3 separate regions of the Homo sapiens genome follow, and all the other regions are linked to region 1. A link is an interaction called in ENCODE POLR2A ChIA-PET data of the cell type or tissue named here. Cell type or tissue: OCI-LY7. All regions are shown on one strand. Each heading gives the region's core, and the rest is flanking DNA. Links, peaks and the distances in the headings are about the cores only. Region 1 overlaps CUX1 (cut like homeobox 1). Region 2 overlaps CUX1 (cut like homeobox 1). Region 3 overlaps CUX1 (cut like homeobox 1).

Region 1 (10,243 bases), core at 3,210-8,209:
CACGGTAAACTCTAGGCTAGGACACAAAATTGTTGCAAATCAGGTTTTTTTTTTGTTTTTTTTTTAATCTGTCGCCCAGGCTGGAACGCAGTGGCACCATCTCGGCTCACTGCAACCTCCGCCTCCTAGGATCAAGCGACTCTCCTGCCTCAGCCTCCAGAGTAGCTGGGACTACAAGCGTGTGCCACCACACCTGGTTAATTTTTTATTTTTAGTAGAGATGGGGTTTCGCCATGTTGGCCAGGCTAGTCTCGAACTCCTGGCCTCAGGTGATCCACCCACTTCGGCCTCCCAAAGTGCTGGGATTACAGGCGTGAGCCACCGCACCCAGCCACAAATCAGTATTTGACGTGTTACTTCCACTCACCTAGCTTTCTGTTTACATAAGCCCACAGGGAGAAAATATCTGAATAATGCATCCTGGGACCAAACCATCGGCAGTCATAGGATTCATGGCCATCTTTACTCCCTTCACCATAATTTCTTGTAGTTTCTTAATCTTTACTCTCATTTTTTGCTTTGTAAAAATCAGAGAGAAAGTCATTTCCATTTTGGGAAAAAAAAAAAGAGTGCTAAATAGATGGTTGTTTTTCCTTTATTAGGCAAAAAGTCAGGCCTACGTAATAGAGGATGAAAGAAATCTCTAAAGGTAGAAAAAGCAGAGCTCCCGGAAGGGGCAGAGAGCGGCGCACCTACCCGTGGGCACTGTGGGGAGGGGCTCAACGCGTCTCAGGTCCTGACTGGTATTCAGATGAGGTGTCCTCCTGTGAAAGGTACGAGTGGTACACACACACCACAGCTAAAACAGCAAACAAAACACCACGACCTCGAAAGAAGGGAGGTGGAGTAGCAGGCACAGTTTTCATCCTCCCCTAGCTTCCCTTCACTGTTTGGCACAAACAGTTCTTTGGCTTATTATAGGGCAGTGTGACAAAAATACATTCTAACAGCAATTAAACACCATGTCTAACAGCCAAGTGTTTTTGGTTAATAGAGAGCTCTGCTTATAATAAGAGAAATCATTGTCTAATGCAAAGCAGCTGAAATCTAAGCCCTCGTCCCTATTTCCCATGAGTGAATAGCAGTATTTTCTAAAAACAACAAAAAACATCACCCCACTGAAGGCCTGGCATGTGGCTGACGGTACCTGAAAGAGCTTGCAAACTGACATCAGAGAGGTCTGGGTTTGCATCCTAGCTGTGATTTAAGGAAGAATGACCCAGGACAAAGGTAATCTTTCTAAACCTCACTTTACTCCCGGTAAGAGAGGGTGTGTACAAGGCCCCAGGCAAGACACTGAGACATGCCCCCCAAGTGGACAAGGAGCCCCAGTTAGCCTGATTTCTCCTTTTTGACGTCTTCCTGTCATCAAGCAGAATTGTTACAAATTAAAATAGGCTTGCGGCCAGCGCGCGGTGGGTCCCCACTAAAGGGGTGGAATGAGGTCTAACAGCAGCGGTGTCTGTCCTCGATGCTCTGGGACAGGCGGCCCCCCAGCCTGGTGTCAGAAGGTGTGATGCAAACGCTCTGAAACTGGACTCCACGCCATCAAATTATTTCATTTAGGTGCAATTGTCTTCAATGGTATCAACCACGTGGTACCCTCTACAACTGAGTGTGTTGATTTTGCTTCAAATCCTTAGAATCTTTGTTACAACAACAGATTCCCCATCTGTTTCCCCTGAGTTCACGATGCCAGGCTGGAGGGACAGAAACCCGGGCAGAACCTCGGGGTCAGACCGGGCCACACTGGCCAGCTTGAGGACCTGGGCCAGTGACTTGACTTCTCCCTGAAAAACCAGGATGATACCGCCCACCACCTCGCAGAAACGTCCTGAGAATTCAAAGACATCACGATCCTAAAAAGTTCCCAACGGTGCCTGGCACCAAGGCGATGCGCCATAAATATGTCCTTCCTCTGTGCGTGTGTCCTGCTCCTCAGCTACCGGTGGAGTTTAGAGAAAAGTTCGAGGGCTCCCAGGGAGTTCCAAATCACCATGTTTCCGCTGCTTTTTAAGTAAAATGGAGTTAATACTATCTGCCTTCCAGTCACCTTTAAGGATGCGGTGAGGATTAATTGAATAGGACATATTAAGCCCTTATTTCCTCAGAGAGAGACACCAAGGAAGCACAGGATATTATTCTATCAACGGCCTGCACGGAGATCCTCTCCACAACTGGCATGAAAGGAATGTACCATTTCACTCCCATCCTGCCTGCAATAATCCGAATTCAATTAAGCCAGAAATCTCATTCTGAGAAGCATCTCTTGTTTCACAGGCAATATGAAACCATTCCAGACTCCTGGCCCAAAGAATATGAAATATGATTTACAGTTTACTCTTTTCAAAGCATCCTGAATAGTCTAAGACTACATGAGGCAAGGGAATGCAGGCACTGTGGGCCTCTTTACTTCAGCAGTCTTCCTGTGTTCATTTTCCTGTAGATAATTCACTGATACTGAATAGAAACAGAGGCAAGTACCTATATTATTCTATCAAAAGGAGAACCTGGCAGGACGCGGTAGCTCATGCCTGTATTCCCAGCACTTTGGGAGGCTGAGGCAGGCGGATCACCTGAGGCCAGGAGTTCGAGACCAACCTGACCAATATGGCAAAACCCTGTCTCTACTAAAAATACAAAAAATTAGCCGAGTGTGGTAGTGCACGCCTGTAATCCCAGCTACTCCGGAGGCTGAGGCAGGAGAATCGCTTGAACTCGGGAAGTGGAGGTTGCAGTGAGCCAAGATCGTGCCACTGCACTCTGTCTCACAAAAAGAAGAACCTAAGAAAATATACCTCTTCTTCAAATGTAGAGAAACCTAAAATGTTTCATCTATCTCCCAATATTTAAAATAAGGAAAGAGAACATAGAAGTTCTTCCACAAATATAATTAAAGCCAACATAATACCAGGCATGGTGGCTCACACTTGGTAATCCCAACATTTTGGGAGGCTGAGGTGGGAGGATCGCTTTAGGCCAGGAATTTGAGATCAGCCTGGGCAACATAGTGAGGCCCTGTCTCTATAAAAAATAAAATAAAACATATGGGGTGGGGGGAGGGATAGCATTAGGAAAAATAGCTAATGCATGCTGGGCTTAATACCTAGGTGCAGCAAACCACCATGGTACACACGTTTACCTATGTAACAAACCTGTACATCCTGCACATGTACTATGGAACTTAAAATAAAAATTAAAAAAAAAAAAAAAAAAAAGAAGCTGAGGCCAGGCGCGGTGGCTCACGCCTGTAATCCTAGCACTTTGGGAGACCTAGATGGGAGGATCACAAGGTCAGGAGATCAAGACCATCCTGGCCAACATGGTGAAACCCCGTCTCTACTAAAAATACAAAAATTAACTGGCCATGACAGTGCATGCCTGTAATCCCAGCTACTCGGGAGGCTGAGGCAGGAGAATCACTTGAACCTGGGAGGCGGAGGTTGCAGCGAGCTGAGATCGGGCCACTGCACTCCAGCCCGGGTGACAGAGCGAGACTCCGTCTCAAAAAAAATAAAAAATAAAAAAGCTCAGAGATTTTAAAAAGGATACCCAAATGATTAAAATGGTACATTGTAAAAACTAAGTAAATAAATAAAATAAAAAATAAAACCAACATAACTTTAGTATTCTCTAACAGAGAGGGGGAAAAAATACCCTCATCTTGAAAACTTTAACCTAGAAGTGCAAAAAAGGCCTAAATCCTATTGACACATACACACACAAAAACAGATAGTGTATGTGGCTTTATTTTTTCGTAATATTTCACGCATACAGAAAAGTATAAATTCCTATGTACCTAACACATAGCTTTACCAAATTTTATCATTTTGTCATATCTATTTAAAAAAAAAAAAAAAATCATAGAAGCCCCCACTCTATCTTCTTTAGTCTCATTTTCTCCTCTCCACCTCCAAAATAATCACTTTACAGATTCTTTCCCCCCAAAAAAATCCTTCTATGGGCCGGGCGCGGTGGCTCATGCCTGTAATCCCAACACTTTGGGAGGCCAAGGTGGGTGGATCATTTGAGGTCAGGAATTCAAGACCAACCTGGCCAACATGGTGAAACCCCGTCTCTACTAAAAATACAAAAATTAGCCGGGCGTGGTGATGGGCGCCTGTAATCCCAGCTACTCGGGAGACTGCAGCATGAGAATCACTTGAACCCAAGAGGCAGAGGTTGCAGTGAGCCAAGATCATGCCACTGCACTCCAAACTGGGCAACAGAGAGAGACTCTGTCTCAAAAATAAATAAACAAATAAATAAAATATCCTTCTATGTCTGCTAGATCTTTAATAATGTAAAGTCATTGCTTTGCATCTTGAACTCACAGAATCACGCTGCACACAACTTTCTTTTCTTTTTTTTTTTTTGGGGGGATGGAGTCTCGCTCTGTCGCCAAGGCTGGAGTGCAGTGGTGCAATCTTGGCTCACTGCAACCTCCACTTCCGGGGTTCAAGCGATTCTCCTGCCTCAGCCTCCCAAGTAGCTGGGATTACAGGCACACACTGCCATGCCCAGTCAATTTTTTAATTTTTAGTAGAGACGGGGTTTCACCAACTTGGCCAGGGTGGTCTTGAACTCCTGACCTCAGGTGATCCACCCGCCTTGGCCTCCCAAAGAACTGGGATTACAGGCGAGAGCCACGGCACCCGGCCCACAAATTTTCAACAGCCCTTTCCTGTGCGAGGCGACGCTGGCAAGGTGACCACACATGCCACCACCACCCTTACTTACTTCTACTAGATGCCACCTGATGGGGGCCAGCACCACCCATGCACATCTGCATCCTTCCGGCTCTTGCACTCCCATGGAATATATGACAACAGACACTCCTGTACCTGTCTCACTGTGCACGTGCCCAAGGTCGCCTCTAAGATGCATGCTTCATCTGGGAAGGAGGCTGCTCGCTGTGCTGCAGGCACCTCCACCAAGTGGCTCTCCAGTGGCCATTCTGCTCACTCTTCTACCAACAGGACACAGGGCCCCCTGCTTCTACTGCCCTGCCAACCCCCTCTACATGCAGACTTAAGATTCTGCCACTATGATGGGTGTTAACAAAAAAAAAAAAAGGCTTTTTTTTATTTTTTAGAATTATCATGTAACTGAGTACATCACTTCTTAGTCCTCACTACAGGACCAAATTCAGTTAAGCAGAGGCCTGTATTCTGCTGATAAGCCAGGTATTCCCGGGCAGAGCAAGGCAGTCAGGAAAATGTAGCAGGATCTCCTGAACCACGGATGCTAGGATCACACAGTAAAATGCTTCAGAAAGAGGGGTGCAGAGAGCAACAGGAATGCTCTCCAATGGCCTGCAGCAGGTTTTGAGAAGAAAACATGACAGGGAACAGGGGTGTCCGCCCTGCTCTGGGCAACACCCGCTCTCCTACTCATCTGCAGCCCCTGGTGGCTAGGTCCATCCAAGGCACTGGCAGGTGAGCTCAGCTTGGGGAGATAGTTACGAAACTGACATGTGCGTGGAACTAGGCGAGGCGCCTTACTATTTATTTACAGACTTCATAAGCATCTATTCTAAAATTACTCACTACCAATTTTACAAGGCAAAACTCTATACTGTCCTCACAGCTTTAGCTGAAAACAACTTTAAAAGGGGAAAAATGAAAACTAGACCACAAAGGGTTGGAAAAATCTTGCAGAACCAGCTCTACCACTTAAGGTTGTTTGCCGCTCTGTAATCCACATCGAGCTAATTGTAAGATTTCCCTGTAAATTCAGACTCTTGAGGTTTTCACAAGAAATAATCTGAGAAGAGTCCCTAGCTTCCCTCATCCATTAATTTCTAGACAAGAGTTTTACAAAAGGCAGAAAAGAAACAGCCTTGACTGGAGTATCGCAGATCCTAAGGAAAGAATGCCCTGCTTTGAGCCTGGAGATAAATAGCACCACCCCCTCTTTAAAACTAAACATTAGGGAATGTCTCATGCCTGTAATCCCGGTACTTAAGAGGCCAAGGCGGGTGAATTGCTTGAGGCCAGGAGTTCGAAACCAGACTGAGCAACATGGTGAAACACTGTCTCCACAAAACAACAACAACAACAAAATACAAAAATTAGCCCGGTGTGGTGGGTGCAAGAGCCTGTAGTCCTAGATACTCAGGAGTCTGAGGTGGGAGGATTGCTTATGCCCAGAAGGTTGAGGCTGCAGTGAGCTAGGATGGTGCCACTGTACAACGGTCTGGGTGACAAAGGGAGATGCTGTCTTTAAAAAAAAAAAAAAAAACAAAAAAAACACTAAACATCAGGGCCTGCATGGCCTCACAAGCTGCAGCGGGGTGAGACAGCTACAAAGAGCAAAGGGGTGAAGACACCGGATGGAAAGCTACAGGTGCTCAAATGGCCCACAGGGAGGCGGTCTCAGGAGGGGGTCAGAAAAGGCACTGGGGAGGGAAGGCACAAGAGGGGGGGCACGAGGAGCCGCCTTCCCAAGGGTGGTGGTTCTGCGGGGCACCTGGAAGGGGATGGCAGACAAGCTGCCCACCACGGTGGGAAATAAGGACACAGGGGCGGAGCGCGTCTTAACAAGAGGATTTAAGATTTGGCGGAGGGGAGCCACGGGGAAAGCTGAAACCGGGGTTTACATTCCTGGGAAATGCCAGAGCCTGGCCTCCCCTGCGCCTCCCCTGCGCTTCCTCTGCAGCCTGTGAGCTCCCGCCCACCTGCTGTGGCTCGCACGTGTGTCCTGCCGTCTTCCATGGTGTCCTGAGGACACGGAGGCTCCCCGCGTGTGCACACCAACGCCTCCTCCCGCCCTGCTGGCCGCCTGACCTTGGCTGACCTTCTAACGTGCTGGTTTCCCTCCCCCGCCCCACCAGCCACTCCCTTCCCGCGCCCCGCAAATGCTGTGCTCACCCCACAGCCTCAGCCCTGGGCCTCCAGCTCTTGCCTTTAAATTCCATCCTCAGAGATGCGTTGACGCACATGCCAGGCATTAGGAGACCTGTGGCCAATTCCGACCTTTCCCCTCAACCTCTTGTGTTCAGTCCACGTGTTTATTAAGCACCTACTGTGTGCCAGGCACTGTGCTGGGCAATGAAAACTCAGCCTAGACAGGACAGACCCACTCTGTCTCTTACTCAAGGGGTCTGAAAGGCACCGCGTCCTCTGGACACAGTGATGCTCCTCTCGCCAGCCGGGGCTCTGACACAGCCCCTCTGCCACAGGTCACGCGCACATGGGGCTCATCCTGGTCTCCCCCTACCTGCCCCCACCAGCCATTCCCACATCCCAGGTGGAATGACTCCCACTCCTTCTGGCCTTTGCTACCTGCCCAAGTCCATGCCCCAGGCCCTTTGCCCCCTCGCCCGCCCTCGGAAGCCAGGAAGTCTCCACCCCAGCCGCACCATCTCCTGCGGAAGCGTCTCCCAGGGCATGGCCCAGATCATGCCTACAGCTCTGCTGGCATCCAGGGGCCTCTCCTCTCCTGTTCTCGCCCAGGTTTCCAGCCCTCTCCCCACTCTCCCGTTCAGATTCAGTCCTCAAAAGCATCAGTGCGCAAGGCCCTCTTGCTCCCGTTCTGTCCCTTCCCAAGCCACTGCTCCCATCCCCCCACGACAAATGGCCCCAGTCCTTTAACTCCCACGTCAGAGGGTTCCCCTCCTGGGAGCCTCTCTCCATCACTCCCTACAGCCAGCTCTGCCCTGTCAACCCCTAAAGCACTTCATCATCCATTCTGAGCTTTGCGGCTGATGGTATTTAACTTAAACCAACTCCTGCTTCAGTAACCCCACCCATGAAGGTCTCATTGCCAAGTGAAGGGCTCCAAAAAACAGGATCAGGTTTGCAGTGGACACAGGGCACAGGGCTGGCTGTCCAGTGGCTGTTCCATCCCAGGGCACCAAGCGCTAAGGTGCCTGTCCTCAGTGTGTAAGATGAGCAAAGGGTCCCCAACACACAGACATGCCAGGTCCCTGGGGGAAAAGACTGAGACAGGAGAAAACAGCAAGTACAAGACTCTACCCAGGAAATGCCAACACATCACAGCAGCCCAGGGGAGGAGGCGCTGGCCCAAGATGAGGCCAAGGCTCAGCCAGGGACAGCAAAGGACAAAAGCCAGCTCCACTACAGGCCTACACAGGTGCCGTAAAGGGACTGGGGATGGATGCAACAGGTTTTAACTCTACAGAAGGAAACTCGGGTCCCCAGATAAGTCTAGAAGGACTGGACTCTGGATTCCTCAACACAGAGACAACAGCTAAAGGCACAAGTGAATGATTCTACTCACAAGTTGGCTTAAAAAGAGAAAAGCTCGCCTGTAATCAAAGCACTTTGGGAGGTGAAGGCAAGAGGATCGCTTGAGGCCGGGAGTTTGAGACCAGCCTGGGTAACATAGCGAGACCTCATCTCTATTTTTTTTAAAAAAGAGAGGCCAGGCACAGTGGCTCATACTTGTAATCCCAGCACTTTAGGAGGCCAAGGCGGGCAGATCACTTGAAGTCAGGAGTTCAAGACCAGCCTGGCCAACATGGTGAAACCCCATCTCTACTAAGAGCTGAGATCGTGCCACTGCACTCCAGCCTGGGCAACACAGCAAGACCCTGTCTCAGAAAAAAAAAAAAAGTTGCATTTGGACTTTGAGTTGATTTGATTTTCCGTGGTGATCATGAATGCGTTCTGTATTCCTGAGGTGTTTTGCTTCCATATGCTTAATTCTCTAACATGGAGATGCATCAACAGTGACAGATGAAACATCAGGTTGCTTACCGGGAGGTACCTTCCAGAATGCGTGTGACGGAGCCACCACGGGCAGCAGCATCCCGCTCCTTCAGAGGGCACTTTGGATGCTCAGTTTCCCAGGCAGACTGTTTATTAAGCGTGGCCGCACAGAAGCCCTCCCCTCCCAGTGTGCCCACGGTGACCTGGTTGAAGCCACACACCACGTGCTGAGGTGTTGTGGCTGGGGCAGACCTAACACCTGTGCCTCTTGTGGCTGCCGTGAGTGGTCACAGGTGAGAACAGGGTGGCAGGTGGGCCCCTGGTGGGATTCAGAGTGCACAGAGTGAGCACCTCCCTTGATGCCTGGGGCAGGGCGAGCACATTACGAAACCCTTGAGTGTGTCCGCTGATCAACACTTACTCCAGCCATTCCTTCCCTTCTCTGATCTTTCTGGATTTCAGGTAATTTGCTTTTCTCTCTCTCTTTTTTTACTTCTATTTTTTCAAGACAGAGTCTTGCTCTGTCTCCCAGGCTGGAGTGCAGTGGCACAATCTCAGCTCACTGCAGCCTCCGCCTCCGAGGTTCAAGCCATTCTCCTGCCTCAGCCTCCCGGGTAGGTGGGATTACAGGCACCACCACGCCCGGCTAGTTTTTGTATTTTTAGTAGAGATGGCGTTTCGCCATGTTGGCCAGGCTGGTCTCGAACTCCTGACCTCAAGTGATCCACCCACCTTGGCCTCCCAAAGCGCAGGGATTACAGGCGTGAGCCACCATGCCCAGCCCCAAATACAACTTTTATGAAACTTTTTGAAACTTCTTATTCCTATATGCCTTATTCCTATATTCCTATATGCCATGGCGCCGCCTTTGTAGGTTTTGAAGTCAATAAAATGCTTAGAGGGCAAAGTAGAACCACCTTTAACTCAACGTTTTGTGCCTTGTATTGTGTACACTGACTCAGGATTGAAATTCTCCTGATTTCATTGTTACCAACAATTTATTTAACGAGCTGTTCATTGTCTCAACGGTGAATGATCAGCAAACAACTATGCCTGCTCATTTATCTACTCTAGTTTAACTTTTTTTTAAGAGACAGGGTCTTGCTCTGTCACCCAGGCTGGAATGCCACGGTATGATCATGACTCACTGCAGCCTCCAACTCCTGTGCTCAAGTGATCCTCCCACCTCAGCCTCCCAAATAGCTGGTACTACAGGCAAGTGCTACCACAACTGGTTAGTTTTTGTTCTTGTTGAGACAGCGTCTCACTCAGTCACCCAGGCTGGAGTGCAGTGGTGCAATCCCGGCTCACCGCAACCTTTACCTCCCAGGTTCGAGATTCTAGTTCCTCAGCCTCCCAAGTAGCTGGAAATACAGGCGTGCACTACCACACTCAGCTAATTTTTGTTTTGTTTTTTTTTTAAGTAGAGATGGGGTGTCGCCATGTTGGCCAAGCTGGTCTCGAACCCCTGGCCTCAAGTGATCCACCCACCTCAGCCTCCCAAAGTGCAGCAATTACAGGCGTGAGCCACCATGCCCAGCCTAATTTTTATTTTTTTAGTAGAGATT
Region 2 (10,243 bases), core at 2,261-7,260, 110 kb before region 1:
GTACTGGCTCAGGATTCACAAAACGGGGGGTATTCATGTCAGGACCTCTCCCTGTTCAGGAGCTATGCCAAAAGAGGCCTCTCCCTAGGTCATCTCCCTAGGCAAGCCTGATGTCCACAAATTCATTTTTCCATTTATTATTTTTGCAATTAATTGCAAAAACCACAATGACTTTTGCACCAAACTAAATATTGCCTGAAATTTCCAAAGACGCAGCATGTGACTCGGTAGCTAAAGGGGGAAAGAGCATCCCTAGAGTTAAGTTCCCAGGACATTGAACTCAAAGGCCAGATTCAGAGAGAGGAGTCAGGAAGCGCAGGTGCTGTGTTCGGGAGAAAGTCCCACGGGGTGTGGGGCACTGTGGCTTCCAGGTACATCCGTGCGGACGGCGGGCTGGTTCTCGGGGCCTTCAGGAGCCCTGTTCTTGGGCCGGGGGTCACAGAGTTAGGAGACGGCTGGCTGGCTGAACAGTTACAAGCTGGCCTAGAGCAGAAGAAGGTGGTTTATGTCACCGCACTCTCCCCTGAGTCAGAAGCGGGAGAGGTGTCTCCAGGGTCTGCCTGAGTGAGAACCAATCTGCCACCTACTTTGGATTGTGTCATTTTTCACTCAAGTGCCAGGTAGAGAACTGGTCAGATTCTTCAAAATGAAGATTTTTATTGTTTTAATTGGAAACAGGGTCTCCCTCTGTCGCCCAGGCTGGACTGCAGTGACACAATCACAGCTGACTGCAGCCTCGACCTCTCGGGTGGAGCAATCCTCCCACCTCAGCTTCCCCAGTAGCTGGGACCACAGGTGCATGCCACCATGCTCAGCTACTTTTTAAACATTTTTTTTGGAGAAACAGGGTCTTGCTATGTTGCCCAGGCTGGTCTCGAACTCCTGGGCTCAAGCAATCCTCCCACTTTGGCCTCCCAAAGTGCTGGGATTCCAGGTGTGAGCCCCCACACCCAGCCTGAAGGTTCTTCTTCTGTAAGATCCTGAGTAGTGGCATCACTGCCCTGGGGACCCTCTGTTGAGAATAATATTCATCACAACCTCCCTGGCCCAGAATGACACTGCAGGGCACTGCTCCCTAAGCCCGGTGCTGGCTGGGAGCCCTTCCAGAAACAGCTCAAGGGTAGGGCCCCGCTCTCCGCACTCTGTCACCCAGCCCTGGGCCTGTACTCATACTCACAGCGCTGGAAACAAAGTTCCTGAATAACAGACGAAGAAATAAAACACCCAGCCGGACACGGTGGCTCACGCCTGTAATCCCAGCACTTTGGGAGGCCAAGGCGGGTGGATCACCTAAGGTCAGGAGTTCGTGACCAGCCTGGCCTGTTAACATGGTAAAACCCTATCTCTATTAAAAATACAAAAATTAGCTGGGCATGGTGGTGGGCACCTGTAGTGCCAGCTACTCGGGAGGCTGAGGCATGAGAATTGCTTGAACTCAGGAGGTGGAGGTTGCAGTGAACCGACATTGTGCTACTACACTCCAGCCTGGATGACAGAGCAAGACTCCGTCTCAAAAAAAAAAGAAAAAAGAAAGAAAACACCTGAGCCCTGCCAAGGGGGAGCTGTCTTCCCCAAACCAACAAACCTCCTAAAGATAGCTGGGAGCCCATCCTACCAGCTCTGATTTGGGGCTGGTTTGTGAGTTACTGTTAGGAGTAAGTCCCTAGAAGTGATAAAAGATAAATCAACCCAACGTTTGATTTATAAGATATATCAGACTGATAACTAGTGACAATGTTAATCTAATTACAATTCAAAAATCTCATCACATCCATTTTCCATGCTATTTCATTAACTTGGGCTTTTGCCAACAATTCAACATTTTAAGCGTGACCGAATTCACGCTTCATTCCTTCGGTGTGGGTGATGACCTGCTCCAGGGTGAGGGTCTCAGAGCCCCTCTTCCACCCAGTGGCCCATATGCCGGCCCTAGGGAGCCCTTTTTCTAGCCCACAATCCTTTCCCAGCATCACAGTCTAGAGCACCTCCATCTCCTGGTACTCACCTCCTGGAAGGTTTTCTGAGTGGTCAACATGTTCCCGAGAGCCTACATCTGCACTGCTTGCCCAGGATTTCTGCTTCTTGCTCATTAAATGGACACTCTTGGCTTTAAAGGTAGGGCAGGCACCAGGCGGTTAACACCAGGCAGCGCCCCTCTGGCCCCAGTAATTTGTGACCACTGGTCATTATGCTTCCCACATAGAATCCAGCCAGCCCATCAACAGATGTTTACTGTGCACCTATGATACCCCGGGCTCTGTGCCTGGGGCTGGACGTACGCCGTGAAGTGGCCTGAAAGTGCTCTCATGGGAATGGCATTCTAGGAGGGAAAGGTAGACAGAGATGGAAATGACACACCAGGCAATGTGTGACAGGAAGAGCACAAGTAGCTGGAATTCCGGGTGAGCCAGGTGGAAGAAAGTGGAAGAAGCCACGGGGCGCAGAGGAGGAGGACAGAGGCTAGGCAGGTTCAAGGGTGAAGACCGGGGCTAGAGGGGCCGTGGCCCAGCCAGTGAGGGCGACGTGGGGTCACAGAATGTGGAAGGTTGGATGGAAAGACATCAGAGGGTCTAGCAGGGAGACGGAAAGATCTGAACTGCATTCGTTAGAAATAAAACTGAGGCCGCTGGGGAAAGAGAATGGACAGAAGGCAGCCAAGAACGGAAGTGGTGGTGGGGTGGCCATGACAGTGGCTTGGGCCAAGGTGACAGCGTGTAGCTGGGAGCCCAGGTGTATCCAGGAGGAAGGACGGGCTTGCTGGTGGACCAGGCATGTCGGGGGAGAGGAGGGGGAGCCCCAGGGCACACCTAGGTTTTAGCCTGAGCAGCCCCTGGGTGGTGACGCCATTTCCCGAGGTGACAGGGGGACTGGGATTGGTGGTGCAGGCGGTGTGTGTGGGAGGGGTCAACAGTTCTCTTTTGAAGCCATGTGAAGCCGGAGATGTCTTTCCAAGTAGAGATGTTGAATATTCAGTTGAATATTTGGGTTAATATAAATATAGACGCCATCCTTCTGTGGATGGTATTTTAAGCCACGAGAGTCGATGGGATCCCCTGAGGACAGGGTCTTGTAGATATCAAAGGGCAGGTCCCCGAGACTTATGTGCCCTCTAACCTCAGGTGCAGGGCGCGAGTGGGGACCCAGCAGAGTGATGGGCAAGGTGGGCCGAACCAGGAGAGCCTGTATCTCAGACAGGGGTCAGGGAAAAAAAAAACGTTTTAAGAAGGGGAAAGTGGTCTGCTCTCAAGAGCTCAGTCACATCTCATGCTTTACTTTTCAATAATTTTCACACATTCTGCTGACCCCCCATATATAACCATGCTTAAAAAGCAAGATTGCAGCTTGAAATTCCTAGTTCTTGGCTCCTGGAAGGAGGAATCTTTTTTATTTATTTATTATTATTATTTTTTGAGCAGAGTCTCACTCTGTCACCCAGGCTAGAGTGCAGTGGTGCAATCTCGACTCACTGCAGCCTCTGCCTCCTGGGTTCAAGCGATTCTCTCAAAGGAGAATCTTTTTATGTTATTTATTTATTTTGAGCCACGGTTTCACTCTGTTGCCCAGGCTGGAGTACAGTGGCACGATCATAGCTAACCTGCAGCCTCGATCTCTTGGGCTCAAACCATTCTCTTGCATCACCCTCCCAAATAGCTGGGACTACAGGTGTGCACCATCATGCCTGGCTAAAGTTTTGATTTTTTGGTAGAGATGGGGTCTTGCTACACTGTCCAGGCTGGGGAATCCTTTTATTTAAAAATAATGGTATTTCTTCAAAGAATAGCTTCAGCTTGGACCAAACCAATTTTCCAAGACTGAACAGAGACAAGGAGGAGTGGCAGCCAATGTAGGGAATATCTGGAGCTGGAAAAAGAGCAATGTTTTAAGTAAGGGCTGGAAGGAAGTTCCTTGTGGGTTGATACATCTTCGGGAGTGGAGAGATAAAAGCGGAAATGGAAATCAGGAAGGGTGCTGGGTGCAGTGGCTCACGCCTGTAATCCTAGCACTTTGGGAGGCCGAGGCGGGAGGATCACCTGAGGTCAGGAGTTCAAGACCAGCCTGGCCAACATGGTGAAGCCCCATCTCTACTAAATATACAAAAATTAGCCGGGTGTGGTGGTACACACCTGTAATCCCAGCTACTTGGGAGGCTGAGGCAGGAGAACTGCTTGAACCTGGGAGGTGGAGATTGCAGCAAGCTGAAATCATGCCACGACACTCCAGCCTGGGTAACAAGAACGAAACTACATCTCCAAAAAAAAAAAAAAAAAAAAAAAAAAAATCAGAAAGGGAAAAGACTATTCAAATTCTAGTTACAATATCAACTAAATGGAATAAAGTCAAATTTAAATCTCGGGAAGTTGGAGCTACTTTTGTTTCCCCTGAACTGTGACAGAGCAGGACAATTGTTCAAAGAGGCACATGGAGTTTTCACACCTCCAGTATAATGAGACGCACTGGATCCACCGATGTAAATTTAGAGTTTTTCAATATGTGCAATTATGCCACCATCCAAAATGCCAAAATGCTGCCACATTCACACTCGTCATCAGATCTTTAATGGCTGCCCAAAAAAGTTATGAGAAAGAGGAGAGTGGCTGATGGGAGAAACAGTCAATTACAGCTCTCTGGAAAGCCCTCAGGCTGCCACCTCTACAAGTTTTGGCTTTTAGGGGAAGTTCATTTCAAACTCCTGCCCCCGTCTGGGTTTTTCAATCAAAAATTCCTTATGCATATTTTTGGTTCACATTTCCCATCGCTCAAAAATGATTTTTAAAATTTTCTTTTATTCAGAATATTTAAAGGAATATTGCATTGGGAAAATGAGCTATCTGCCTGGGGGAAAAAACAGATCCCTTACACTACAATACCCTACACACAAAACTGTTGTCGATTCAAAAACCAAGTGAAACACTAGAAATCTACAATTACTATAAGAGAGTACAGAAATATAGTTTATGTTTACAAAATGAATGGTAGATTTGGGAAAAATTTCTACAACATGTAAGAGAGAAATAATTAATTCATACTGTGGTTTTTTGTTTGTTTTAGAGATGGGGTCTCTCTCTGTGCCCAGGTTGGAGTGCAGTGGTGTGATCTCGGCTCACTGCAATCTTCACCTCCCAGGTTCAAGTGATTCTCCCTGCCTCAGCCTCCCAAGTAGCTGGGATTACAGGCATCCATCACAACGCCTGGCTAATTTTAGTAGAGACGGGGTTTCACCATGTTGGCCAGGCTGGTCTGGAACTCCTGACCTCAGGTGATCCACCCACCTTGGCCTCCCAAAGTGCTGGGGTTACAGGCGTGAGCAGCTGTGCCCGGCCTTAATTCATGCTCTTTAAAAGTGAGTAAGATGACGACGAGGTAAAAGACCAACCAAAATAAACAAAGGATGTCAAAAGGTAATTTACACAGGAGATACCACTGGCTAACAAACACACGGAAAGACAGCCAACCTCACTGTTGATGGACGAGTTTTGAGTTTAAGGCAATATATATTTTTTGACCAGTGGAAAATTTATCACAATGCCATTATCCAGGGTTAGTGAGGTTTGGAGGAAGAGAACACTCCCATGCCTCACTGGTGAGGAGTGACAACTGAAACAGGCATTTTCTTTTTTCTTTTAGAGACGGGGTCTCGTTCTGTCACCCAGGTTGGAGTACATGACACAATCATAGCTCACTGCAGCCTCGAACTCCTGGGCTCAAGTGATCCTCCCACCTCAGCTTCCTGAGTAGCTGGGACTACAAGCACATGCCACCATGCCTAGCTGATTAAAAAAAAAAAAATTCATTTTTTGTAGAGATAAGGAGGTCTCACTATGTTGCCCAGGCTGGTCTCAAGCTCCTCCTGCCTTAGCCTCCCAAAGTGCTGAGATTACAGGCGTGAGCCTTTTCTTTTCTCTCTCTCTCTCTCTTTTTTTTTCCTTTTGAGACAGAGTCTTGCTCTGTTGCCCAGGCTGGAGTACAGTGGCACAATCGCGACTCACTGCAACCTCCATCTCTCGGGTTCAAGGGATTCTCCTGCCTCAGCCTCCTGAGCAGCTGAGATTACAGGCACCTCCCATCACGCCCGGCTAAGTTTTGTATTTTTAGTGGGGACGATGAGGTTTTGCCATGTTGGCCAGGCTGGTCTCGAACCCCTGACCTCAGTTGATCCACCCACCTCGGCCTCCCAAAGTGCTGGGATTAGAGGTATGAGCCACCACACCTGGCTGGTGTGGGCCATTTCTGATGCCAAATTGGCAAAGAACATGGACATCTTTCTGACCCAGCAAATCCCATTCCCAGACCTCCCTCTGCCCACATGCCATGACAGCCTCCTTCCCAAAAACACTCCTGAGATGCCTTCCTCGCTCTTGTCTTTTCCATGTGTTTATTATACATACAACGCACAAATAATTCCTACTATAAAATTTAAGAAAATAGAGATGACTAAGGAATGAATGAAAGCCCCTCACGCCAAGCTGCCCGCCCCCTTCCTCAGCTGATATCACCCCTGGCTGCGCTCTTCTCTGTGATACAAAAGGCACTTTTGGAGTGAATGATACTCTCTCCAGCTGAAAAGGCCAACCTGTAATATATCTACATCTATATTTAGATTATAGAATTAGATCCCAATTTAGCTGACTTTCATCTCATAGCCTGTGATGTTTCCCAGCGCTGCCTGAATTAGATTTCCTACTAGTTAGAATTTCCTGTAAGCTAGGATTAAAAGCTCTCGTTTCCTAGTTTCTCCTTTCTATCTTAATCATTATACAGCACTTCACATTTCATAAGAACTTTTGAAAATATTAACAGGTTATTTCGCTTCCTGATAATCTATGAAAGACACAGAGAGGATAAAACTAGAGTGTGTGGTTAAGATGAGAGTGTGCCACAGTAAGACTCCAGGATGGGGACATTTTCGGCTCTGTGGCCTCAGTCATGGTCAAGTCATTTGTTCTTTTTGGGTCTGATTCTTAATTTTTAAAATGAGAATTTGATACTTGGGAGGCTGAGGTGAGAGCATTACTTGAGCCCAGGGAGGTGGACGTTGCAGTGAGATTGTGCCACCGCACTCCAGCCTGGGTGACAGAGCCAGATTCTATCTCAAAAAAAAAAAAAAGAATCTGGGCCGGGCGCAGTGGTTCACGCCTGTAATCCTAACACTTTGGGAGGCTGAGGCGAGTGGATCACGAGGTCAGGAGTTCCAGACCAGCCTGGCCAACATAGTGAAACCCCGTCTCTACTAAAAATACAAAAAATTAGCCAGGCATGGTGGCGGACACCTGTAATCCCAGCTACTCGGGAGGCTGAGGTAGGAGAATCTCTTGAACCTGGGAGGTGGAGGTTGCCGTGAGCTGAGATCATGACACTGCACTCCAGCCCAGGCGACAGTGTGAGACTCCGTCTCAAAAAAAAAAAAAAAAGAAAAAGAAAAAGAAAAAGAATCTGGGGCAAGGTGGACAGTATAGAAAGTGCCTGTCCCATATGTTCTAATTGGGACATGTCACTTTCTTTCCCTCTTCTTTCAAAATTCACTCCAATTCAGGGGTCCAGGTGGGGGCTATTAAGGGTGCTGGTGGCATTTTCCATCTGGGTGCAGGGGACACGGGTGCATTCATTTGGCGCAAATTAATTGAATGCACGCAGTATGAAGTGTACATTTTTCTATATGCATAACTTTCCCTGTATGCATGACTTCAATTTAAATGGTCAAACCAAAAAGGTAAAACTTGCTCCCTCCAGTCTCCAATTCCCCTGTCAGCAGACTGTCCTGGCGTTGCACTGGCTTGCTGCGGAGGGCTGGGGGGCAGTGGTGGAAATGAGCCTCTCATTAAAAACACGTGCCTTCTGGGAGCCGTGATGAACGTGAGTGTGAGATGAGTCCAGCTGCGGTCAGAGCCATGGGATGTGGGTCACTGTGACCCAGTGGGTCACAGGTGCTGAGCAAGGAAGGGCTGGGAGGCTCAAGCAAAATCTACAAGAAAAATCTAAAGGGGCCCAGCCTCTGCCAGGAAAAGCAGGCCTGGCTCTGCTGAAACCCCAATCACGCTCTGATGGATACCGGTACCTGGGCAAGGATACCGTGGATGGACTTGATTCTTCTCTCCTGAAATGTACGAGAAGGTGCATGCGGGGATTTCGGCTGCCTGAAAAGCAACCCTCTAAAACCCGAGTGTCATTTTTAGAATCAAAAAGGAAGGAAGGCAGTGGCTGGCTGCACTGGTCAGTAACGAGATCTGGAGCTTTTCGCCTTAAGGTCACTGTTTAAAACTCTGCCCTGGGTCAGTGGTAACAGAAAGTCACGACTCCCTCACAGGCATCAGGGTGCAACTTTGAATGCCAAGAAGGGCTGTGTCTGTTGGTTACCACGCGGCGAGCTCCCGGGACACCTCCTGACACCTACTGACAGTGTCTCTTTCTCTAGGAGTGGCCTCTCTTCCCACCCACCATGGCGGCCTGGCCTGGAGGAGGAGGCATTGGGGCCGGAGTCCTTCCCCGACAGGGAGTCTCTCTCCACCTTGGCGGCTGAACTCCAGCACACGAATACACAGGAGGTGGTGAGGGCGCGTGAATACAGCAGAAAGGGCCACCAGCAGAGACAAAAAGGAGGAGCAAAGGGCAGATGTGTCCAGTGGTCAGGGCCCTCCCCAGGTCCTCCGTGCTCCTGGCCCTCTTCAAGGCTGTTTTCGATGCGGGATCCATGACACGCTTCTCTCTCCAACAGATCCCCGCAACCTAGCCAGGTCAGATGCCGTCCGAGGAGGCAAGAAAATTCTGATCGATCTCTTTGTCCCCGAACGGTATGTGTCTAAAAAGACTAAACCAACCAGATTTAAAAGAGGGACAGAGTTCATTCTCTGGTTCTAATGACCAGTACTTTACAAGCTACATTTACTCTGTATCTGAACTCAAAACATCAGTTGATCTGGCCCGGGCACGGTGGCTCACGCCTGTAATCCCAGCACTTTGGGAGGCGGAGGCAGGCGGATCACGATGTCAGGAGATCGAGACCATCCTGGCTAACACGGTGAAACCCCGTCTCTACTAAAAATACAAAAAATTAGCTGGGCGTGGTGGCAGGCGCCTGTAGTCCCAGCGTCTTGGGAGGCTGAGGCAGGAGAATGGCGTGAACCCGGGAGGCGGAGCTTGCAGTGAGCCAAGATAGCGCCACTGCAGTCCCACCTGGGCGAAAGAGCGAGACTCTGTCTCAAAATAAATAAATAAATAAAAATAAATCAGTATCTGAAATCACCCAACTCACAAATCCAGACAGAAGTTCCTCTACCTATAGAAAGAGGTGTATCCACTCCTAAAAATGGGCCTGTAATTCTCTTGTCTTCTTTTAGACCAATGTAATGCTGCTTCTATTAAGCTGTAAGATACCTGCCAGTGGCACTTGGTTGCCAGCAACTTGTAACCGGCAATGAAACCAAGTGACTTCTTTTTACGAGGATCTTTAGGGAGAATTTTTTTTGCCAACACCAGAGGAGCTGTGCTTTCCCTCAACACATGCTTTGTTTTGAGCTTGTGGACAGCGTAAGTCACATGACTTATCTGGTTGCCCTTTTTGCATTGGTTGCTGGGAAGCTCACAATCAAGTCTGTATCTCATCTTTACAAAGTACACAGGGCCTGGGGAACTTTGGATAGTTGTCTAATTCTGGTTCTAACTGCCTTTTCCTCTCACTTTATTTACAATTTATTTTTACAATAGAGATTGGGTCTCCCTATGTTGCCCAGGCTGACCTTGAACTCCTGGGCTCCAGTGATCCTCCTGCCTTGGTCTCCCAAAGTGCTGGGATTACAGGTGTGAGCCACCATGCCCAGCCTCCTCTCACTTTCTTTCCTCTTCGTTCCCACTCACTCCCAGTCTCATGCCTTGCTTGTCATACTGTGCTAACTGTAACTTTGCAAGCCATTGGAAATCATTCTTGGAAGTGAGCAGAACACAACCAGCCAGGAGGGCAGGAATGGCATAGTGTCAAGGGCATGGCTGTAGGGTCACACCGACCCAGACTCAATATGAGCTCAACCCTTGCTGGCAGCGCCATACTGGGCAGGCCAGTGACCTCTCTGAGCCTCAGTCTCCCCAGATGGAAAATGGGGAAAGTATCTTTTTCAGGACTGTTGTCAGGATTAAATTAGTAGATACATGTGAACGTGCTCAGCTCAGTGCCTTGTTCAAAGCAGGTGCCTAAGATAAGTCACTTCCCTTTCCTTCTGCTGCAGGCAAAACTGGCAGAGATCCCACCCAAAGT
Region 3 (10,243 bases), core at 3,270-8,269, 170 kb before region 1:
TGCAAGGTTAGATCCCTTTCTGCATGAGCAGAACCAAACCAGCTGCAGCTTTGGAGGAGAAAATGTGCTTTCAATTATGCAGCTGGCCTGGATGTTGAGCCGCAGTCCGACGGGTCCCTAATTGAGCCATCATGGCGCGAACTTACAGGGAGACACTGTGTGTGTCAGGCTTGCGGGTTTTGCCATAAGATAATGACAGTACAGCAGCCACATCACCACAGTGACCACCACGGCTAACACCACTGTCACCTCCACCACTGCAGAAGGCCCAAGAGCCTGCGGACAGACATACTGGCTGAGAAGTCAGTTCCCCAGCAAAGGTCCAGGGCAGCAGGCTGTGTTAGGGTCCCTGGGAAGCCTCCCTGTATCTTCCAGCCAGAACGCATCATCCTGTCCCCAGAGTGCCTGGTCTGCTCCACAGTCGCCTGTCTGGCCACAAACCCAAAGAAGACCCTGACAACCCCTCCCTACTCCCAGCAGGGCACTGACCTATTTTGCTTGTGGGCGTCTAGGAACCAAAGTAGATGCTCGCACATCACACTCAATAAGTACTCATTAACAAGGAGAAGGCGAGAAGCAGGGGGAAATTCAGCTAAGAATGTTTTATGTAACCACTTCCATAAGGCAAAGAATAGATAAAGCATCTAAGACAAGATACGGGCCCTCAAAGCATGTACAATCTTAAGAGCAGGCTGGAAAGAGGGGAAAAGTTAATGCAATAACAAGAAAACAGGCACCCTGTTTAGAAAATGGGCTAAGGTGGCCGGGCGCAGTGGCTCACACCTGTAATCCCGGCACTTTGGGAGGCCAAGGCAGGCAGATCACCTGAGGTCAGGAGTTCGAGACCAGCCTGGACAACATAGTGAAACCCCATCTCTACTAAAAATACAAAAATTTGCTGGGTGTGGTGGCACACACCTGTAACCCCAGCTACTTGGGAGGCTGAGGCAGGAGAATCGCTGGAACCTAGGAGGTGGAGGTTGCAGTGAGCCAAGATGGCACCACTGCACTCCAGCCTCTCCAGCCTGGGCGACAGAGCAAGACTCTTTCCAAAAAAAACAAAAAAACGGAAAATGGGCTAAGGATCTCAAAAGAAAACACATAAGGCCTGGCGCAGTGGCTCACGTAATCCCAAAAACTTTGGGAGGCCAAGACAGGAGGATCACCTGAGGCCAGGAGTTCAAGGCTACAGTGAGCCATGATCGCACCACCGCACGCCAGTCTGCACAACAGAGTGAGACCCTGTCTCTCTCTAAAAAAAGACATGCAAACGGCTGACAGGTATATGAAAAGCTGCTCAACATCTTTAATCATCTGGAAAATTTGACTCAAAACCACGATGAGGTATCACCTGATACCTGTTAGAAGGGCTATTACCAAAAAGACACACGAGTGCTAGTGAGACATGGAGAAATGGGCATCTTTGTACACTGTTGGTGGGAATGTAAATTGGTACAGCCATTATGGGAAACAGTACGGAGGTTCCCCCCAAAATTAATACGATCCAGCAACACCACAAAGGGATTGAAATCAGTATTGTTAAGAGTTATCTGCACACTCATGTATACTGCGGCACTATTTACAATAGAAAGATATGGAAACAGACTAAGCATCCAACAACAAATACATGGGTAATAAACATGTGATTTTCTATACACACGGTCATCCCTTGGTACACGCAGGAGATTGGTGCTAGGACCCCCTGCGTGTACCAAAATCTGCACATACTCAAGGTCCCCCAGTCCTTGAAAAGGGTAAAAGTTTTACTTAAGCAAGAAAAGTAGGTTTTCTTTTCCAAGGTACAGCATGGTGACTATAGTTAATAATCTTGTAATCATATATATGACATTTGCTAAGGCAGTAGATCTCAAGTGTTCTCAACACACACACACACACACACACACACACACACACACACACACACACAGTGAGCTAATGGGTATGTTGTCAGATTGTGGAAATCACTTCGTAATGTATGCATGTATCAAAACATCACATTGGGCTGGGTGTGGTGGATCACGCCTGTAATCCCACCACTTTGGGAGAATGAGGTGGGAGGATCGCTTGAGGTCAGGAGTTCAAGACCAGCCTAGCCAACGTGGCAAAACCTCGTCTCTACAAAAAATAAAAAAATTAGCCAGGCGTGGTGGCACACGTCCACAGTCCCTGCTAATCAGGAGGCTGAGGCTTGAACCCAGGAGGTGGAGGTTGCAGTGAGCTGAGACTGTGCTGCTGGAGTTCAAGACCAGCCTGGGCAACGCAGCCAGACTTCGGCTTTACTAAAATCGAAAAAATATAAAATTAGCCTGGCCAGGAGCCTATAGTCCTAACTGCTTGGGAGGCTGAAGCAGGAAGATTGCTTGAGCCCGGGAGGTCAAGGCTGCAGTGAGCCCTGATTATGCCACTGCACTCCAGCCTGGGTGACAGAGGGAGATCCTGTCTCAAAAAATAAAAACCCCAAACCATCACATTATACACTATAAATATATACAACTTTTCTTTGTTAATGATACTTTAATAGAGCTGAGGATAAAAAAAGAGGGAAAAAGTTAGAAATAGGTTGAGATGGTCAGGAAAATGATCAAAGGAGATAGACTTTTCGGTTCAGCCCTAAAGGATGGAAATGAGTTTTATAGGTAGGGAACAGCAAAAGGGTCTTAACAATAACAGAGCCTTCAGGAAATCAAAAAGTATGTTCAGGTGACTCATAATACACAGGCCAGTTCGGCCAGAGTAGAAGTCCAGGACTTTGAAGCTGGAAAAATATTTCAAAGGCAAGTCATGGAGCTTCTAACATGCCAATCTAAGAAGACTGAGTGGGCAGAGAGAGTCACAGAACTTGTTACCAGGAGAAAGAGCTCTTTCAGGGAACCGAGCCCAGTGGTTCCTACAACTAGCAGTGCATGAGCATCAGAGGTGGGCTTTGAAAAATGACAGATTCTAAGGTTCCACCCCAGGCCTTCTACACCGGAATGTCAGGGTAGGAGCCTGGGGAGCTGTATTTCTGGAAACATGTGAGCAATTCTCATAGGGCCAGTGCAGCACTGGTCCAACCCAGCAGCAGCTTTGGGAGCCACTGATCTGGTCCAACCTTCTCTAATCCTATTTCACCCATGATGCTTAATGCAGTATTTAGGCAAGTACTGGTAAGATGGGGACAGAAACAGGTACAAAGACACATACACACACACACACACTCACACACTCACTCACACTCACACACACATCCTCCCTTCTACATTTTAGAAGCATAAGGCCTTGGTAAGCAAACTATAAGGGCAGAATGTCTTTAGGCTCAAAACCAAAAGGGAGAGATAGCGCCAAATCCTAACCACTAGGCGGATCACCTGAGCTAGGAGTTTGACACCAGCCTGGCCAACATGGCAAAATCCCGTCTCTACTAAAAATACAAAAAATTAGCCAGGCATAGTGGTGTGCACCTGTAGTCCCAGCTACTTGGGAGGCTGAGGCAGGAGAATCGCTTGAACCCGGGAGGTGGAGGTTGCAGTGAGCCGAGATCATCCACTGCACTCCAGCCTGGGTGACAGAACAAGACTCCATCTCAAAAAAAAAAAAAAAAAAAATCAAAAGGGAGATATAAATGAAGCCCTATTAGAGATGAGAAGAGGAAGAATCTGTTTCTGGCTGGGTATTTTGGGAAGACTTGGAGGATCTGGCATTTAGAAGGATGGATAAGGCAAGGGCATGGTGGCTCATGCTTGTAATCTCAGCATTTCGGGAGGCCAAGGCGGGTTGATCACTTGAGGCCAGGAGTTCAAGACCAGCCTGAACAACATGGTAAAACCCCATCTCTTCTAATAATACAAAATTAGCCGGACATGGTGGCGCACACCTGAAATCCCAGCTACTCAGGAGGCTAAGGCAGGAGAATCGCTTGAACCCAGGAAGCAGAGATTATGGTGAGCCACTGCACTCCAGCCTGGGTGACACAGAGAGACTCTATTTCAAAAAAAAAAAAAAAAAAAAAAAAAAAGAATGGATAAGAGGTGACAATCTCCCTGGCAGGTGGTCGTCCAAGCAATTCTCCTGTTTCAACCTCCCAAGTAGCTGGTGCCACCACCATGCCTGGCTAATTTTTTTATTTTTGTTTTTTTTTTGTATTTTTAGTAGAGACAGGGTTTCACTATGTTGGCCAGGCTGGTCTTGAACTCCTGACCTTGTGATCCACCCGCCTCAGCCTCCCAAAGTGCTGGTATTACAGGCATGAGCCACTGTGCCCAGCCAGCTCATCCCATTTTTGAACAGATTTACATTGCTGGAGAATGTCCTTTTCGGTTCTGCTAGCGATAGTCAACCAAAGTACTGCTCCAGTGAGTCTCATGAGGTTTCAGAGCTACGGAGCTCCTTGGGGGAGGATCTGGGTAACCCACTCGTTTTACAGATGAGCAAAGTCGGGCAGAAAGAGGCCCCGAGACTCACCCAAGGTCACAGAGGTGGTGGGCGGCAGCGCCTGGACTGGCTCCCTGTGAAATGCTCTTTGGAGCGAACCACATGGACGCCCTGGCTTTATTTAGCAATGGCCTTTAGATCTGAATGCTTAAATATGTTACAGCTCAACAGATATGGGCTGCAAGATGGGCAGCAGACTCGTAGTCACTTTTAACTCATTCATAGACTGCTGTAGTTCACCCAACTTTATTTCCCCAATTATTTGATTAGAATCTGTCAAATCATCCTGCCGGTGCCCATGGGGAATTTGCTTTCTACTGTACGTCTTTGAAAGGGCCTAGTTCAAAGGGGAGACCAAAGGGTCCCTACAAAGAGACTTAAGGGTTCTGCCTACAAGGCCCTGGCATGACCCGGGCCCTACTAACTTCCTTGGTATTGCTCCCTGCCAGGCAAGCCCATCCCTGCAGAGCCCTGGCACTCACTGCCCCCATCTTCCTGCTGCTCTTTCCCAGCTCTGAGTGTGGCTGGTTCTCCTTGCTTCTTTCCTCTGATGTTCCGTCATCCTCCCTGGAGAGGCCTCCCTGGATGACTGAAGAAGTCACTACCACCTCTTCCCGCTCTACCCCAAGACCCAGTGTGTCTCCCTCGCAGTGCCTGGCGCCATCTAACATTGCCTTTTGTGTTTATCATCAGTTTCCCTTCATTAGAATAGCAGGATCCTAGTTGACTGTATTCAATGAGACATCTTTAGCAACTGTTTGGCCCATAGCTGGAAGCAGGAGGCTCCCGAAAAGGTTGCGTTGAATGAAGACCAGAGAGTAAAACCCAGCCTCCGAGAGCACGTCCTGCATGCAGCTCTGAACGTGGCCAGCGCGCTGCATGTAAGGGAGACATTCAGCACAAAGGGAAGTTTCAGATCATTCCTTGGTCCCTCCCTCAGGCCATGTCAGCAGGTGATACTGTGATGAAATTCACAGTTAACCTGGGCTCCACTCCTTCCAACGATGCAGATCGTGGTTGTAGCAAAGCGCATGGACACAGTTATGGATGTACACGAGACAATGCACCAAGCTCCAGAATTTGTCTAGGAGGGGCTGGTTAGAAGGGAAGGGGGCTTCAGGCAGGGTTTGCAGAGCACTGTATGCAAGATGAACATCAATCTTTTTTTTTTTTTTTTTTTGAAATAGAGACAGGGTCTCGCTCTGTTGCCCAGACTGGAGTGCAACAGTGTGATCATAGGTTACTGCAGCCTCAACCTCCTGGGCTCAAATGATCCTCCCAAATCAGCCTCCCAAGTAGCTGGGACTACAGGTGTATGATACCGCACTTGGCTAACGTTTGCATTTTTTTGTAGAGATGGAGTTTCACTACGTTGCCAAGGCTGGTCTGGAGCTCCCAGGCTCAAGTGAGCCGCCTGTCTCGGCCTCTCAAAGTGTCAGTCAAAGACTGGAAAGGTTGGCTGAGATCAGGGAGGGGCTGAAGGCACTGCTTCCTCCCCGCTCAAGCAGTATCAGAGCACACCAACCTTAGCACTTCTGGGATGCCAGACGGCCCCAGGATCGAGGCCAGTCCTGCCATTATGACCTGTGTGACTTGGAATCCTCTCTCGGGTTTAGTCCTTTTATCTGTAAGATGAGGACGATGCTTCCATCCACCCATCCAATAAACACTTATTTAGTGCTCGTGAAGGAGAGGCCCTGGGTATACAGAGCTCGTAACTTTCAGCAAATAAATCCATATGCTTTTCTTTATTAATCTTTTGTTACAACAAAGTTTTATCATATTCTTTTTCCTGTTGATGGCCGGCTGGGTTGTTTTCATATGTTAACTATTTTCAAAATTTCTGAACTGGTTTTCCAGGGCAAATAAGTTTATTTATCTATTTAATTTTCTTTTAAAATAGGGTCTGGCTCTGTCTCCTAGGCTGGGGTGCAGTGTTGCTATCAAAGCCTCCAACTCCCAGGCTCAAGTGATCCTCCTGCCTCAGCCTCCTGAGTAGCTGGGACTACAGGCATGTGCCACCATGCTTGGGTAACTTTTTAAATTTTTTTGTCAAGATGGAGGTCTCACTATGTTGCTCAGCTGGTCTCAAACTTCTGGGCTCAAGCGCCACTCCCACCTCTGCCTGCCAAAGTACTAGGATGACAGGCATGAGCCACCGCACCCGCCATGCTTGTTTCTTTAGCGTATATATTTAGGAGTGAAACTGCCGCGTCAAGGTACAGGTGAGTCTTTATCACCAGATGCCAAATTGGCTTTCAAAAAGTTTAAATCAACTTATGCTCCTAACTTGACTTTTTAATTTTAGCCAACTTGGTCAGGAGGAATAACTTGCAGATGAGTTATTTTAATCTGCATATCCCTGGTTATTATGCAACCTAGACATCTTTTCATATAGCTACTGACCATTCCAATGTTCTGACAATTATGCTCATGACTTGTACTCATTTCCTTACTGGGTTTCTCCCCCCATTGACATGCGAGCATTTTGAATATCTTGTGAACATTGTTAATTACAGGTGTGACAACTACCTCTTCCAGATTTGTAAATCATGGCCAAGGTTACCCCACATACAACGGTGGGATGCACAGCCCTAGACAGTATGCTTCACATTCTGGATGTCTGAATCTATCACGGTAAACACTGAGGTAAGTATGAATCTTTATTATGGCAAGTTTCCAACAGGTGATGTGAAAAGTATTGAGAACGGCAAACCTTTTTTCTAGTTCACATGAACATACCATGGAGCTAGCAGTGTACTGGCCTTATCTTTCTGCTTTTTTTTTTTTTGAGACAGAGTCTCACTCTGTCGCCCAGGCTGGACTGCAATGCTTTCAGCTCACTGCAGCCTCCACCTCCCAGGTTCAAGCAACTCTCGTGCCTCAGTCTCCCGAGTAGCTGAGACTACAGGCATGTGCCACCATGCCCAGCTAAGTTTTGTATTTTCAGCAGAGATAGGGTTTCACCATGTTGCCCAGACTGGTCTCAAACTCCTGACATCAAGTGATCCGCCTGCCTCAGCCTCCCAAAGTGCTGAGATTACAGGCATGAGCCACCACACCCGGCCATGTTTCCACTTTCTTTAGGGTATCTTTCCATGAAAAAAGCTCCTATTTAAAAATTTTAAGGTAGTTTACTGCAACAATCTCTTTTATGGTTTTCTGTTTAAGAAATTCTACCCAGCCCAGGGCCGGGCGTGGTGGCTCACACCTGTAATCCCAGCATTTTGGGAAGCCGAGGTGGGTGGATCACATGAGGTTGGGAGTTCGAGACCAGCCTGACCAACACAGAGAAACCCTGTCTCTACTAAAAATACAAAATTAGCTGGGCGTGGTGGCGCATGCTTGTAATCCCAGCTACTCTGGAGGCTGAGGCAGGAGAATCACTTGAACCCGGGAGGCAGAGGTTGTGGTGAGCCAAGATCGTGCCATTGCATTCCAGCCTGGGCAACAAGAACAAAACTCCGTCTCAAAAAAAAAAAAAAAGAAAAGAAAAGAAAGAAATTCTACCCAGCCCAAAGTCATCATCTTTTATATTTTATTCTATAAAGTTTAAAGCTTTGATCTAAGACTCTCCTTGTAATTTGTGTTTCCACACGGTGTAAGGTAGGGCTCCAACTCTAGTTAATTGTTTGCCTGTCTGTTTGAGACAGGATCTTGCTCTGTCAGCCAGGCTGTAGTGCAGTGGCACGCGATCAACAGCTCACTGAAGTCTCCAACTTGTGGGCTCAAGCAATCATCCCACCTCAGCCTTCCAAGTGGCTGGGACTACAGGCGTGTGCCATCACACCCAGCTAATTTTTGTAAGTTTTTGTACAGACAGGGTTTCACCATGTTGCCCAGGTTAGTCTCTAACACGAGGGCTCAAGGGAACTGCTTGCTTCAGCCTCCCAAAGTGCTGGGATTACAGATAGCAGCCAGTGCACTCGGTCTCAACTTCGTTTAATCTATAAGGATTTGCCAATCGTCAGAGGACCATGAAAAGTCCCCCCTTTCCTCACTGATCCATACCATCTTTGCAATTTATTCAGCTTCTATATATATGCATAGGCCAGATTCCGGTGTTTTTTTTTTTTTTTGTTTGTTTGCTTGTTTTTTTGAGATGGAGTCTCACTCTGTGGGCCAGGCTGGACTGCAGTGGCACAATCTCGGCTCACTGCTACCTCTGCTTCCCGGGTTCAAGCAATTCTCCTGCCTCAGCCTTTCAAGTAGCTGGGACTACAGGAGCACGTGACCACACCAGGCTGATTTTTGTATTTTTAGTAGAGACGAAGTTTCACCATATTGGTCAGGCTGGTGTATGGAACTCCTGACCTCAAGTGATCCTCCTGCCTTGGCCTCCCAAAGTGCTGGGATTACGGGTAAGAGCCAACGCGCTCGGCCAGATTCTGATTTCTTTATTGTGTTCCTTTGGTTTATTTATCTCATTCTCTGCCAACTACTGCAGCTTTAATAATCTGGTAGGGCAATTCCTCTAACTTGGAGTGGTTCAGTATTATCTTCACTATTATTTACCATTTGTTCTTGCATATGTATAAAAATTCTGGAATCAGCTTTTCAAAAGTTTCATTAAGATTCTTGCTGGGGCCGGGCTCGGTGGCTCATGACTGTAATCCCAGCACTTTGGGAGGCAGAGGCAGTCTGATCGCCTGAGGTCAGGAGTTTGAGACCAGCCTGGCGAAACCGTCTTTACTAAAAACACAAAAATTAGCTGGGTGTGGTGGCAGGCGCCTGTAATCCCAGCTACTTGGGATTACACAAATGTAATATGTGAACCTGATTGGACCTCAGCTGCAGGGAGGGCCGTTACAAAAGAAATCTTAGGGATAACCAGAAAAATTTGATTTTAGATCAAATAGGAGATAACCTTGAATCCGGGAGGTGGAGGTTGCAGTGAGCTGAAATGGTGCCACTGTATTCCAGCCTGGGTGACAGAGCGAGACTCTGTCTCAAAACAAAAAAAATTTTGTTGGGATTTTTACTGGAACTACAATGACTGATTCTGTGATCAATCTGGAGAAAAGTGATCGCTTCAATAGTAGTGGAAATTTCTCTCCTTGTATACTTTCTCTCTCTCCATTTAACTCTCCTTTAATATCCTTCAATATAAATGTTACATCTTTCTCTAGAAAGATTTCCCTTGTATTGTTACATTCATTTCTAGCTATAGTTTTTTTTTTTTTTTTTTGGCTGGCTATCTCCAGTAGTATCCTTTTTAAAAATGACTTTTTAAGTTTGCTGCTGATACAGGGGTATATAATTACTTTTGTATATTGATTTTGTATCTAGTAACCTGGTTAAATAATTGAGGCTCACTTGAAAAATGACAGTTTGATTTCTTCTGTTGCAATACTTATACTGTAGGCTGAAAATATTATAGTCAAAAATGTATTTAATAAACTAACCTGGCAAACATCATAGCTTAGCTTAGCCTACTTTAAATATATTCAGAAGACTTACATTAGCTTATAGTTGGGGAAAATTATCCAAGACAAAGCCTATTTTATCATCAGGTATTCACCAGCTCATGTAATTTATTGAATACTGTACTGAAACTGACAAACGGCATGGTTGTATGGGTACTCAAAGTACAGTTTCTTTGCATCATCCTAAAGTTGCACCATCGTAAGTCAAGAGCTATCTGTACTTTATTTCTTTTTGTCTTCTCTGCTAGCTAAGATTTGCAGTACAGTGTTAATTAAAGTAGCAATAGTAGGTATTCTTGTCTTGTTCCTGGTTTTCTGGGAATTTTTTTTTTTTTTTTTTTTACCACCACTGGGTCTGATGATTAATGTATGTTTCTGATAAATACCTTTTACCACATTAAAGAAGT

The links. Peaks named below come from ENCODE experiments on the same cell type or tissue, not always from the same donor. Only the 100,000 strongest peaks of a DNase experiment are listed, where the experiment ranks them.
Region 2: POLR2A ChIA-PET joins it to region 1 with 5 read pairs; 4 of 35 experiments call an interaction of 5 or more read pairs at or near these places.
Region 3: POLR2A ChIA-PET joins it to region 1 with 7 read pairs; 6 of 35 experiments call an interaction of 5 or more read pairs at or near these places.

What each region holds. Positions count from the first base shown.
Region 1 is chr7:101,866,154-101,876,396 of GRCh38, reverse strand. All of the region lies in intron 1 of CUX1 (cut like homeobox 1), which reads right to left. Among named protein-coding and RNA genes, the nearest start is that of CUX1, 54 kb to the right of the region's middle. In OCI-LY7, for the core only: CTCF peaks have their summits at 5,247, 5,446 (motif pointing left) and 6,352; DNase peaks (open chromatin) are centred at 4,826, 5,426, 6,316, 7,926 and 2 weaker places; H3K4me3 peaks cover 4,566 bases; H3K27ac peaks cover 5,000 bases.
Region 2 is chr7:101,970,937-101,981,179 of GRCh38, reverse strand. The region is part of intron 2 of CUX1 (cut like homeobox 1); the gene reads right to left. Among named protein-coding and RNA genes, the nearest start is that of CUX1, 160 kb to the right of the region's middle. RefSeq lists an enhancer at 1,946-2,587. In OCI-LY7, for the core only: no CTCF peak of the experiment used is centred there; no DNase peak of the experiment used is centred there; H3K27ac peaks cover 2,466 bases.
Region 3 is chr7:102,035,008-102,045,250 of GRCh38, reverse strand. All of the region lies in intron 3 of CUX1 (cut like homeobox 1), which reads right to left. Among named protein-coding and RNA genes, the nearest start is that of CUX1, 220 kb to the right of the region's middle. RefSeq lists a silencer at 8,380-8,582. In OCI-LY7, for the core only: a CTCF peak has its summit at 3,357; no DNase peak of the experiment used is centred there; H3K27ac peaks cover 90 bases.